Regions from separate parts of the Homo sapiens genome. Here region 2 is linked to region 1. The links are chromatin contacts, found by Hi-C in ENCODE. All regions are on one chromosome and are shown on one strand. The core of a region is the stretch at or near the end of the contact, and the rest is flanking DNA. Distances in the headings are between cores, read along the strand shown. Region 1 overlaps LOC124906267 (a long non-coding RNA gene). Region 2 holds the start of ABHD10 (abhydrolase domain containing 10, depalmitoylase).

Evidence for each region. A loop is a pair of places that touch in the nucleus more often than their neighbours do. Pooled maps may share reads with other maps.
Region 2: a loop to region 1 is called in a map of CD8-positive, alpha-beta T cell, with 4 times the contacts of the local background. The contact joins the promoter of ABHD10 here to the enhancer-like site in region 1. A Hi-C loop is called at or near these places in 3 of 168 maps with a recorded cell type or tissue (CD4-positive, alpha-beta memory T cell, CD8-positive, alpha-beta T cell and naive thymus-derived CD4-positive, alpha-beta T cell) and 7 of 50 pooled maps.

The regions. Positions count from the first base shown.
Region 1 is chr3:109,804,087-109,810,740 of GRCh38, forward strand. All of the region lies in intron 2 of LOC124906267 (a long non-coding RNA gene), which reads left to right. Among named protein-coding and RNA genes, the nearest start is that of MIR4445, 200 kb to the left of the region's middle. RefSeq lists an enhancer at 2,715-3,914. Within about 2 kb of position 3,010, at least 5 of the 41 ENCODE cell types and tissues checked have a DNase peak (open chromatin) inside an H3K27ac peak, as active enhancers do; they include CD8-positive, alpha-beta T cell, where a contact is called at or near this core.
Region 2 is chr3:111,973,329-111,980,377 of GRCh38, forward strand. ABHD10 (abhydrolase domain containing 10, depalmitoylase) reads left to right here and starts at 5,698. Exons shown (of 5, transcript NM_018394.4): 1 at 5,698-5,875. The coding sequence starts at 5,734. It overlaps PHLDB2 (pleckstrin homology like domain family B member 2), which reads left to right. Exons shown (of 18, transcript NM_001134438.2): 17 at 404-489; 18 at 1,095-3,189. The coding sequence ends at 1,235. RefSeq lists enhancers at 5,340-5,899, 5,758-5,807, 5,818-5,867, 5,888-5,937.

The DNA of each region.
Region 1 (6,654 bases), core at 1,760-4,259:
TCTCATGTTTCAATCGGAAACTTTTTTTTTCTTTCCAGTGTTAGGATAGACAACCTTATTTCCTTCCCACAAATGGCAATTCTTTAGATTACTGGAGGGGGGACAGCTTGTCTGTTTTCTAATTTCAAAAACGAATAATTCCTTTAAAAGCTTCAGATTTTGGTGCTTTTGTCATCTTGCTACAGGGCTCTGGACCCTTGGCCAGTGGCCAGCTTTAGAAATGGTCATTTAGGAAGCAAGTCTTCCCCAGAGAATGCATGTGCTGAGTTGCTCTCATGTTTGCTGGTGGACAGTTGGTCCCGTGTCCCCAACACCACAAAGGCTTTCATGGACAGAGTCCTTCATGGGTAAGAGAAAAAGCTGGGACACATTTTTAAAAAACTTTTAGTACATGTAAAAGTGATGTTCTTTATAAGAAAAATGTTCTTTATTCATTTTGGAAAAAAAGTAGAGTCCAAATTTACCAAAGTATAAACACTGAGAGACAAAAGCTGTGGAGATATAAAAAACAGAAAAACAGGCACTTTGCTTCATGCATATATCAACAAATTTTAAAAATCAAAGACAAACTAAAATTGTCAGTAGGGGTCCTACAGGCAAAAAAGACATCATCTAAAAAAGAAGTCTTAAGGAGGGAGTGAAAAAGTAAAGATGGACGAGAACAGTGTAAGTAAATGCTGTATATCTTCCTTTAGGTTTTGAGCACCTTTTGGATTAATGCCAGAAGAAATCCTTCAAAAGTAAGTGGGTGTGTATGGTCAGGCCTGGCTTATGGGCTTCCCTGCCTTTATAGAAATCATGTCAATTAGTTTCAGCTTCATGAAACATTAGTCATAAAGGTGTGAAAGCAGTGGTCTAATTGAACCACAGGTAGCTTAATGACTCATTTTAAACACTTTACTCTCACTTTCTCAAGAAAATAGGAGGCACAATGAAATAAATTGCTAGGCTAAAGCCAAGTATCAAGAATCCTGATATTCAACATAGTTAACCCATAGGGTGGATGTAGAATCTGCAGCAAAGGCCCAGATCAGGAGCTAAGACTCAGATAGGACTGGATAGATTAGAGAAATCAACCATCTGGGCCAGAGACTTCAATATTGTGAAATAAATAATTGGCCTTTACAGCTAATGTAGAGACCAGTGCCTACTTGGAATTCTGACAAAGAGAATAAAGTAATTAAAACCAGATTGACCTCTATAGTTTGTCCTGAGCAGAATCTAACAAAATCCAGCTTCTTTTGTTTACCTGCTCTATCTCCCATGTTGAGTAAGAATATTGTGGTCAAGATGGAAGTGGGTAGTAGGATCTAGCCTGAAGCGGAGAGTGGAGCAGGAAATGTGGGATGTAAGGATAAGCAGAATTTGCTGAATGCTTTTCAGGAGGATGAAAGAGTACATCAGACAATAATATATAGTCTTTGTTAGCTTTTCTTTTTATACAATGTTATAGACTTCAAAGAGATTCTATATTCCAAATCTTCACAAGATTTCTCACAAGAATATTTATGTGAAGCAAGGTACATACAATAAAATTGAGACTCAAGAGATTAAGTTACATGCTCAAAGTCAACTGAATAATAAATAGCACAGCCTGGATAGACTCCAACCCAGAGCATCCTGAGTGATTTTTCCCAGGAATCTTTTCATTTTTATGTCTATTTAATTCTGATGTCCCATTCATATGGAGACATATGATATGGACTTCCGTTTGCTACCATATAAATAAAGAGCAATATGAAGATGGGATAAGGGAATGTCCAGAATGCCAGAGTCAAACTAGCATCAATAGTGGCAATTATCCAAATGACTGGGGAGAACACCAGGATCTTAGAAATGGTATTTTAGATGTTACCAAGCAAGGCCATCTAAAGTAAGCCTTCAAAGAGTTCCAGAAGCAAAGAAAACAGATGAAAAGGCATGAAAACATGAACACTCTAATAACAGTTAAAGTAAATGGGATTGCTCTTGCCAAGACCTATGAACTATATCTGATTGTAGAGAAAAATAAAACAGCGGGTGAGGTGGTGCATCCATTCTGCAGATATATCTTTCAATAGGGAAGGCAGTTATAAACGAGGTGACTCTCTCTTGATTTCCATGATTTTAATTTTGTGACATAATGTGTATTCATTTATATTTTCTATTGAGTATGAGTCCATACACAATTAATGGTTAAATTTTTGAAAATATAAAGATTTTTACTGATAAAATTTATCATTCAAGGTTGGGATGCATATACTTTTCGCAGTAAAAGAGCAACAAATTTGTTAGAAAGTAGTTTTAATTGGTATCCTTTAAAAGAACCTTGTAGGATCGTGTTACTTCACATATAGGAGAATATTTCTCTAGCTTGTGGCTTCAGTGATACATTTTTTATGGACTGGTTGCCAGTGATTCTCGCCCATGAAATGTATAGAGAAGTCTGTTGACACTTCTTATCCTCTCTCTCTTTTACCTGATTTGAAGCAAAAATAGTCATTTTGGAATTAAGAGGAAAAGGACAAGTGAACTTTTGACTTAATCTTAACATTGTTGAGCTCCTGAGCTAATGAAAGCAACAAGTTCTTACTTTCAGATTTTGCATTCTGTGACTAAACAAAAAAGACTCCCTCTATTTTTTAAATTACTTTTTAAAAATACCTAATCAGATATTTTATTAATTGAAACCAAAGGCATTTCTAACTGTACCCTAACTTCCTGTCTTGTTTTCTCTTTCAGCTTTGTGTCAGTCTTTCTGTTGTGGAGATTTTTTTTTTTTCAGTCTTTTTGTCTGCCTAGCATTTGCATCCCCTTTCTACGTGAGATTAATCTTGGTGGGAGAAAGAGCAAACTTTAAACTTTAGAAACATTAACTATATAAACTATAAAAACTAAAAATACCAGATACGTTCTCAGCCTGATTTGAAGCAAGGGTTTGGGCAAATACTTCGGGCTCTCTATATTGGATGCACTCATACCAGTTTTTGAGTAGGAAGTTAGTGACACCAAAAAACACGGGAAGTGACTCATTCTCTGATAAAGGAAGTGGTTACAGCACAATTGTGTTCCTGATAGATCAGTGACAACATTATCTAGGACACTCAGTGTTCTAGTTTTGTGGGGGCAGAAGTAGTTTCCTCATCAGCCCAGTTTTGCAGCCTCAATTGGGGCATTGTTCAAGATTCATTGTTCTGAGCAAGATGGTTCCGCTCTCCTGGTGATTCAGAGAGCTACCTATTAGTTTTTAAAATAAACTCTTTTTTATCCTCCCATTTATTCAGTCATGATTGATTTCTTATTTTGCTTGCAAATAAGGACCTTGCTTGATGTATTGTCTATCTCTTAGGCCAAAAGAATAGAGGCCAGAGAAGAGGAGCCAGGCTGGTAGAAACATCTCGCCTTTTCTGCTTGGGTATGCTGTCACCTTTTACAAATGAATAAGCATGTTAATAAGCTGACAAGAGAAAGAGAGAGGAAGAAAACACGTAAAAAAATAAAAATAGGCCAGGCGCTGTGGCTCATGCCTGTAATCTCAGCACTTTGGGAGGCTGAGGTGGGCGGATCACAAGGTCAGGAATTCGAGACCAGCCTGGACAATATGGCGAAACCCCGTCTCAATTAAAAATACCAAAAAAAATTAGCTGGGTGTGGTGGCGGGCGCCTGTAGTCCCAGATACTCAGGAGGCTGAGGCAGGAGAATCGTTTGAACCCAGGAGGTGGAGGTTGCAGTGAGTCAAGATCACGCCACTGCACTCCAGCCTGTGCAACAGAGATAGACTGTCAAAAAAAAAAATTCACGGCATTTATGGCTTTAAGGATCTGTGTAAAAAACTACTGGTAACACTTCAGGGTATCTTTAATGATATCAATTGATATGTCTCTATCATTCATTCATATATCCTTCATTCAGTAGGTAGCCAGACTCTGTGCTTCTTGGTCTCAAGGATGTTTTGAGTTTGAAAAAACTGAAGTTTTACTTCCAACCTAGGTTTTCATTTTCTAAGTCTATACTTTTTGATAAAGTTGTGCTAGACGCCCTTGAAAGAGAGGAGAGAGAGAATGCCTCCTACATGAAATAAAAGAAAAGGGATTACTTTTACTCACAGTGAAGAGTTTCCTTACACCCAGTTTCCTTACTCCTAGATCTGGAGATCTGTGATATCTCCAGATAGGAGTGCAAGGACACAGAACCACTGTAGGGATTCCTCAAAGGCCACAGCAGGACCCTGCTAACTATCAGTGCTGTGTGGAGGAAGCAAGACTTCAGGAGGAATGTTGGTGGGTTTCAGGCTCGCCAAAGTTTGCTCCATCCTCAGTGTGGTGCACAGAAGCATCGGTCAGGAAGAAGGCTGGATTTGGAGGGACCCTGTGGAACAGACTCCAGTGTCTAGGTAGTAAACATTGGACAGATGGCCAATGACCCAGGAGCCACCCTATGTCATTGTGCTACTAAGACCTTCACATACTTCATTACCCTGGTAGTAGAGGGTCCTCAAGAATTGCTGAGATAGATATTTGACTATCTTGGCAAGAAGTGGACAAGAAGTAAGTATTAAGTACATTTATAGAAAATAAAGAAATGCATTATTATATTAGTTTGTTAGAGCTGTTGTAACAAAGTATGTGGACCCTATGGGTTAAACAACAGATATTTATTTTCTCAAAAATATGGTGGCTAGAAGTCCAAGTCAAGTTGTCAGTAGGATGATTTCTCCTGAGGCCTTTCTTGTCTTGTCTTCTCCCTGTGTGTTTACTGTGTGTGCATGGTCTTTGTGTGTGTGTGTATGTGTCCTAATCTCCATGTTTTAATAAGTACACCACTCATATTGGATTAGGGCTCCCCCTATGACCTAATTTTTCCTAAATTACCTTTTTAAAGACCCTATCTCTATATACTGTCACACTCTCAGGTACTGTAGTTTAGAACTTTAGCATATAAATTTTGCGGGACACAATTTATTCCATAACAATTATATTTTGCCCAACTGAGTTTGAGATTGTGTTCAAGTTTTCTCTATTATGATGTTACAAATTATTGTTACTAATAATATAAATAATAATAGCAAATAGGTATTAGGCACTTTTAAAAAACATTTTAGGTGATAACTCATTTAATCCCTGCAATAGTCTAACATAAGAGATATATTGTTCACATTTTATTAATCAGAAAGCTGAGGCATAAGATTTCTGTAACATTTGTAAACACTAGGCTGCACTGTATCCCAATAAAAGTAATACAGTAATTACTAAGCATGGAAGGTATGGCATAATTGATCCTCCAGTTGGATCAGAGAAGGGATTTTTGCTCACTATGACCTTTCTCATTTTGTTCTTGATTCCTGAAGGTTCTGTCCTATCATTTAACATGGGTAGCTGTATTAGTCAGGGTTCTCTAGAAGGACAGAACTAATAGAATACATGTATATATAAAGGGGAGTTTATTAAGGAGTGTTGACTCACAGGATGACAAGGTGAGGTCCCACAATAGGCCATCTGGAAGCTGAGGAGCAAGGAAGCCAGTCCAAGTCCCAAAGCTGAAGAACTTGAGGTCCAATGTTCGAGGGCAAGAAGCATCCATCACAGGATAAAGACATAGGCTGGGAGGATAAGCCAGTCTAGGCTTTATTTATTTATTTATTTATTTATTTATTTATTTATTTATTTTTACATTCTTCTGCCTGCTTTTATTCTGGCCGCAGTGGCAGCTGATTAGATAGATTGTGCCCACCAGGATTGAGGATGGGTCTCCTTTCCCAGTCCACTGACTCAAATGTTAATTTCCTTCAGCAACACCCTCATAGATATACCCACAACGACACTTTGCATCCTTCAATCCAATGAAGTTTACACTCAATATTAATCATCACAGTAGCCATTAGTAATGCTAAAATTGGCTGGCTAGGAATTAGAGGTGAGATAAAACTCTTGAAATTATCTTTTTTTTTTTTTTTGTGACAGAGTCTTGCTCTGTCACCCAGGCTGGAGTGCGATGGTGCAATCTTGGCTCACTGAAACCTCTGCCTCCCGGGTTCAGGCGATTCTTCTGCCTCAGCCTCCCAAGTAGCTGGGACTACAGGCACATGCCACCATGCCTGGCTAATTTTTGCATTTTTGGTAGAGACGAGGTTTCACCATACTGGCCAGGCTGGTCTCGAGCTCCTGACCTTGTGATCCGCCTGCCTCAGCCTCCCAAAGTGCTGGCATTACAGACATGAGCCACTGCGCCCGGCCAAAATTATCTTCTTTTTTATCGTGGGGTACAGATATTTGGGTCTCTGGTTTCTATGTTATAGATAAAATCATAGTATAGAAATGCTACGAGTCTACAGCCTTATTATTATTTTTTTAATTTAATGGGCCTAGATTTGGCTCTGCAATAAAAAGTATTCCCAAACCTCAGTCAGTAAGGGTGCAATCTCCCTTCTGTAGTGGCATTTAAAGTCTTATTTTTCAGTCTTAGGGTCCATCCTCGTTGTTCAGTTTGTTTGGTTGTTTTTTTTTTTTTTTGTACTCTTCAGGTTTTGAGTGACTTTATTGGGAATTATGTGAGTCAGGGTCTACAAGATATTGATCTAGGACTTATTTCCTTTCTCTAATCATTTCAGGTCAAAGCTCCATTCCACTCTCTGGCTTCTGTGGAGGAAGGGCTGAACTGTGCCTAGTTATTTTGAG
Region 2 (7,049 bases), core at 4,448-6,947, 2.2 Mb after region 1:
GTAAAAATTTTATTACAACAGATCTACATATTAATATTTTCATTACAAAGACGGTCTTGGAAAATGTGGAGAAATCATTTGTATTGGTGCTGTTAGAGTTTACACTTTCCATGCTAACCTGAAAGTCAGTATGTTGGGTTATCTTTTGACTGCTAATCTGCTGGAGAGCCTTAGGCAAAGTCATCTCGTTCTTCGGTTTGCAGCTAGTAATTTTATGGCTTTTCTTTTTTTATTTTTCCAGTATAGATAGAAGGGGCCTCATGCACTAGCCCAAGTTCTCTGAATTAATCTTAGATAAATTAAATACTTTGTAAATATTTTAATGATTATAATTGTAATAAAATTATTATTTTTTCTGTTCCTCAGTGGCGATAAAGTATTTAACACTTATCTGTCTTTGCAGACAAGCATGAAACTAAATTGAAAGGAGTAATATACTTTCAAGCCATTGAAGAAGTCTATTATGATCACCTCAAGAATGCTAATAAGGTAAACATCAGTTTTCTAAATTCCTACAATTTGAATGCATAATTAAGAAGGGAAAAATATTTTTGGAGTCTAAGAAGTTTGAAATTGATGTTCTGATGTAACAGATAGATATGATCAGAATGGTGCTGGAAAAGTAAACATGAAGTAAGTGGGATGGCCGTTCTCTTTGAGGAAAAAAAATATCATAGCAAATTGAGGAAATATTCTGGACATAATGGTTTGGGAAACCCTGCGAAACGACTCTGCCAGGGTTCTAAAAAGAAGCTACCATATAGTTAAGAGGGGGATCGTGAGCAAGTCCTAGTAGGGCTAAGAATAACAGCTACTATTTATTAAACTCCTACTCTCAGCTAGGTACCCTGCTAGAGCTTTACAAACTAGCTGCTGAAATAATTTATGAGTTCTGTCTGAGATTTCCTGTTCAGAAAAATGGTCAATCCTGAAAAAGGCTCTGGGACAGGTGTGTGAGTTATAGTAGAGCAAAAGTAACGCCTTTGTAAATTTAATAAATTGAAAATTTTGAAGAAGTCATCACATGTCTGTGTTATTTAATGTTGTATTTTAAGATGTTTATTTTACATTCTTTTTCCTTTTTTGAATTTTAGAGTCCTAATCCGTTACTCACCTTTAGCGTCAAGACTCATGACAGAATCTATTATATGGTAGCCCCATCGCCAGAAGCCATGCGGATCTGGATGGATGTTATAGTTACGGGGGCAGAAGGTTACACTCACTTCTTGTTGTAGTGAACTGAGGCAACAGTCCACTTCAGGGCAGACGGCAATAATCTCTTACAAGAATGAAGCCATATTCAACCCCAGATGAGAAAACCCAACAGATCCATCCCTTGAGCTGTAAACACTCAGAACTCCTTTCATATCAAGACAAGTTATTTGTAAAAAATAAAGAAGGGGTTTTAATACAAACCTTCATAATAAATAGCAAAATAATTGAAGCTTCCATGAGAAAGAAAACACTATTTTGATAAATTGGATCACTTATAGGAACATTTCTAATAAACTGTTTTTAATCAGTTGTCGGATTTGGTGAAATAAACTAAACAGGTTACAGAATATCTGTATGTACTTGGAAATACAGAATAACTTTATCACCCAAATCACTGGCATTGACATTATTGGTAATCAACTGGCTTTTTTTAAAAAAGGTAGCATTTTGTTGACAGTTATTTTGTAAACATAAGCAAATAAGGGCTTGGAGGGAAATACATTTTAGGAGGAGTTTTGCCTTAATTTTTTAAGTACTGCACCAAAACCAAAGAGCTGACCTGACTTCTGTGGAACAGTAGTAACTGCAAGTGATGAACTGCATTTCGTATTGTTCTGTATATTTCAAAATGGTATTTTGATGCCATCAAATGCCCAGGAAATTGACTTTGCAGTGTCACCACTGGTGTAAGCTACTATATATGTATATATATATGTAGTAAACCACTTTTTGTAAAAGAAGAAAGAGCAAAAAGCTGTGTGTTTTAGAAAAAAAAGCCAGGTTACGCAACAGGCATTCTGTCATGTTGAACAATTTTAAATAAAGAGAATATCTGGTGTTAGGAGCTTGTTTTGCTGAAGATTTCTCCATTCCTGGTGCTGAGAATAAAGGCAACCAGTAGCCAATGTCCTTTAGATTGTCTGATTTCTTTTTGTTGTGGAGCACACCTGCTAACTGCTCCCTCAACATAACTATGAAATCATAGCTCTGTTTTCACCAAAGAACAGACCAATTAACATACTTATTTGCAGAAGTGGTGTAGTTCTATAAAACGGCAAATGAAGTTCAACTTAATATTCTCTATAATGTATTATTTTATTTTATTTTTTACAATTAGCCTTTTTTTTAGTTAATTTTTGTCAAATGAAACGACTTCAGGCAAGTCTCTTTTATAATGGTTTTTCAAGTGCCATTTATTCTAGTTTATCATGTTTTGCATGTTTGAAAGTATGAATGTGCTCTTTCCTAAAACATGGCAAATGAATAGATGTAGAGAATAACAATATTACTTACAAGATGAAATGATTAGATTAGAAGTGTCCCTTTATTAAACTTTGTCAGCCTGACTGGGTACAATTCTTTTGTTAATTTGCAGTGTGGTTTGTATACACGTATACGTGTTATCAATAATAAGATTTTGCAACTGGATGACACAAGATTTTACTTGAACAGTGAAGGACAAAAATCATGATTGTGGAAGATATTTTTAAAATCTGATTTTGCAGCGATCACTTTTAAACCCTGTAGTGATGTAAGACTAAAATATAATTGCTAAGATTTTGTTGGTTAATGTAAAGATATGACTTTTCTGCACTGTACTCTCTTCATAGGATTGTAAAGGTGTTCTAATCCAATTGCATGATGTAGTAAGCCTCTTAAATATGTGTGTTAAATATATTGAGTTTGGATTAAAATGTTGACATGATTTCACATTTGAAAATAAACTCATCTCTTATTTTGAAGTTACCTATCTGTAGTATGATGGAGGATGAATTAATCGCAAATGACAGTTGTAGAAACTATGTAAAGTTTGTTGTGTGCTAACATTATGATTTGTAGTGTATAAACTGAAGTATTCCAATAGAAGTATCTCTGGTTACATCCTATTGCTTACAAAATGAAATGAACCCTGAAAAACTCTGACATCATATTGTTGTCTGTTTACACAGATACATTTATTGCTGGGGATTGCAAGGAGTGTGTTTACTTATCCTTATCTTACACGAAAAAAAAATCATGTAAATGTGATATAAAGCTTTATTTGGTGGGGCATCTCATTTGTCCCCCTGAACTAAGGCAGCAGATTTCAGAGAGAGAAGCTTCCCTCAGCAGTATGTCCCTTTGCCCCCTTTATATATTGATGAAGTCAACATTGACAATAGGTACCCAGAGTGGAAACAAATTTGTCTACTTCAAGCTCATCACTGTCCGTAAAAGCATCTGTACTTGCTACTGGCCATAATTTTTTCTAATTTGTTAGACAACAAGAGTGAATACAGAAAACAATCCATGGGTTTCTCTGCTTTTCTGTGCAGTGATTTTCCCACTATGACCAGTCAGATTTTTCATCTTACTGCAAGTAAAATGCAAGAAGACTTGCAAAAATAAAGGGGAAGAAAAGGGAGAGAAGTGATTGAGAATATTTGCAATTATCCAAAACATGCAGAGAGAAGTGTTTGTTAAGATATAAGGGATGGGCCAGGTGCGGTGGCTCACACCTGTAATTCCAGCACTTTGGGAAGCCAAGGGGGGTGGATCACCTGCAGTCAGGAGTTCGAGACCAGCCTGGCCAACATGGTGAAACCCCATCTCTACTAAAAATACAAAAATTAACCAGGCATGGTGGTCGGTGCCTGTAATCCCAGCTATTCAGGAGGCTGAAGCAGGAGAATCGCTTGAACCCAGGAGGTGGAGGTTGCAGTGAGCTGAGATCGCCCCATTGCACTCCAGGCTGGGTGACAAGAGCGAGACTCAGTCTAAAACATACACACACACACACACAAAAACCCAAAAAAGAAATATAAGGGATGATGAAATGACATGCATCAGGCATCACCTTAGTGATTTAGTCCCTTAGAGTCTACAACAGGTCTAATGGAGAACGGGCAACATAGCTCAGCATCTTTTGGAGTATGTCCTGAAATCAAGTTGCTGTCCTTAACTATATGTCCTTAGTAGAGAGAGGCATCCCACCTCTCAAGAAAGAGATCTATTCAGTCTTTATTTATCTAACTGTTCCAGACTGTTCCAACAGTCCAGGTTCTCACGACTCCAAAGACATGCTGGATTCACTATATCCAAACTTTGCCTTTAATTCTGGTACCAATTACTGCCCCCCAAATTTATAACCAGGATAATAAAAGTTACTTTACTATCTTATATATACTCAAAGTATTACACAAGCCACCATAACTTTTAAATAGGAAACTACTACGTAAAACTCCATGGTTGATGCTTGAGGCCCCCAGGAATTAGTTTGAAAGGTATTTAGAGCTGGAGTCCGGAAACCCTTGTACTACAATTTATTCAACTATTTTTCTATTGTTAGCCATTCCCATTTTTTTCCTTCTCTTTGCCTCTAAAAACGGTGTAGTAGATAATATGCAGTCTTAAGAACTAGTGTTGTTTTTCTATAGGATAATCACAAATTGGTGCCACTGCGTTAAAAGGCACTGGAATGGATGCATATTTTAAAATTGTAATAGATGTGGCCATATTACTTCACAACAAATTTTAGTAATTCACCTTCCTAGCAATCATACATAAGTGCTAGTGTCTAGCATCCTTGCCAATTATTTTTCTTTTTTGCCAACTGAATGGGGGGAAAAAGGCATTATTTTTTTAATTCCAGTTTTTCATTTAGTGAGTTTGAGCATCATGTTTCCTTATATGGGCTGCCTATTTATAGCTGTTGGCCAATTTTATTTGAATTATATTTCTTATTTATAGGAGCAGGCTGAGTAGAAGTATTAATGTATCTATGCTACAAAATCCATTTTTCTAAGCTCTTAACTTGAGGTGTCTTTTGCCATTCAAAAAGTTTAAATTCGTATACAAATATATTTTTTATTTATGATGTTGGGGTTTTGAAATCTTGGTTAAGAAAGTCCCTTCTGTCCCCGGATTATATAATATTCTCCTAAAATTTATTTAATCCTCTCAGTTGTATTCTTCCGTTGAAATCTTTTTTTACTGAAATTTATTTTCGCATATAGCACGAGGAGGGGGCCAAGATAATTCAGTATTTCGTTAATCAGGCATATAGATCTAGAGCGGGGAATGTCCGATACCATTCCAGGTTATACAGGCGAGATTAATGTCAGATCTTGGGAGCATTTCCAGTACAGGTTAAAACTGTCACGCGGTCGGCGGGATTGCAGGTGATGCAGCAAGCCTGGTGTCCTCGACAGGAGACGTTTCCCATCTAGGACCGTTGGATAGGGTTCCTTTCTGAGCTTCCAGCTCTGTAGTATCTATCAGCCCGCTGATAGGGCAGCCTCCCGACGCCACTCAAAACATCTTAAAGGCCCCAAGCCAAACCCCGCTACTAGTAGAACCAACAGTCTAAACGAAAGAGCCACGACGCTCTGCGCATGTGCGCTCTTCGCAAGCTGAAAATCTTGCGGGGAGCTCTTTAGCAAGTTCCGCCTTCCAGCCTGAAGCGCATGCGCAGCCTCGGTTCCGTTGCGTAGCGTGTCCCTCAGTGGGACACTGCAGGGTGCGGGGACAACTACGAAGATGGCGGTTGCGCGCTTGGCAGCTGTGGCGGCCTGGGTACCTTGTCGGAGCTGGGGCTGGGCAGCCGTCCCCTTCGGTCCCCACCGTGGCCTCAGCGTGCTGCTTGCACGGATACCTCAGCGGGCGCCACGGTGGCTCCCAGGTCAGTGTCCGAAAGGCGGGAGTAGGATGCGTTCTTTCGAACGCCTCGGGTTCCGTCAGTTACCGTGCCTGTGCAGTGCGTCTTTGGCGCCCGGTTCAAAAATGCTCCTCCCCCTTTCTCAACACCCCAGTTCTAGGCGCTTTGTAGACTTCTGGTGAAGGCTGTGAGGAGAGCTCTGCCGCGGCCCTGCGGCATTCTGGGCACCCCGGGCCCTCGCTGGCGTTTTACACTGTGCAGTTTAAAGAGCTCCTGCTCCTTACCTGCCTCCCCTGCATTAAAGGCCAACACTAGAAAAAATTAAAATGTGCATTTAATGCATTATTATTAGTTACTTCTAGGAATTTGTAGATTGTGACTCCTAAAATGCTTAGACTGACTCTCCTTTGAGTTTAGGGAACCTAACAATGCGAGGCATGTTCTTTGTAAAAGTGTAGACGCCCTCATAAGCCTAATTTCTAGTTCTGCTTTCTTGCTGCACCCACTCAGTGAAAGAACCATAATCATTATTGCACAAAGGAAACTAGAATTTGGGCTAAAAATCAGAGAACCTCTTATATGTATATATAGTCTTTGAATTAGATCCTTTTATTTTTTTGGCTTTGTGTGTGGTTCACACCATTGCCACGTAGCTGTCAGATGATGCATGGTGCTTGGAGTGGTAATTAATGTCACGGCAGAGATCTTTTGTATGGAGATTTTTGTATCCAGTTTTTAAACTTTTATAATCAGATTAACTTGCATTTAATTGTGCGCAACCAAAAGGCATGTTACACATGCAAATACTCCTAGTAAAATGTAGTATGTCAATTCATTAACCAGAGTATAATATTATTTCATCTAGTTAGCACTTATTCATTGAGCACTTATGCACCAGGCTTTGAATTAATCCTTATGTTCAAAGATGATTTATGAATATAATTATATGAATCTGTCTACTTAGAACTTACATTAAATAAATTATAATCATCTCGGGGAAATTATGTTTTAAGAGGTGATTTCTGGAAGAGGATAGTGAGAATTTTTTTTAGTGCTCAGCTGAGTAGATGGGAAATGAACATGAGTGGATCAGCATAACTGGTCCTTACCAAAAGTTTTAAATTTGGCATATTTCTCTATACTTTGAAACAAGCTTTTATGTAAAAAGGATAACTTTAAGGCCTTCAGTTACATCTTT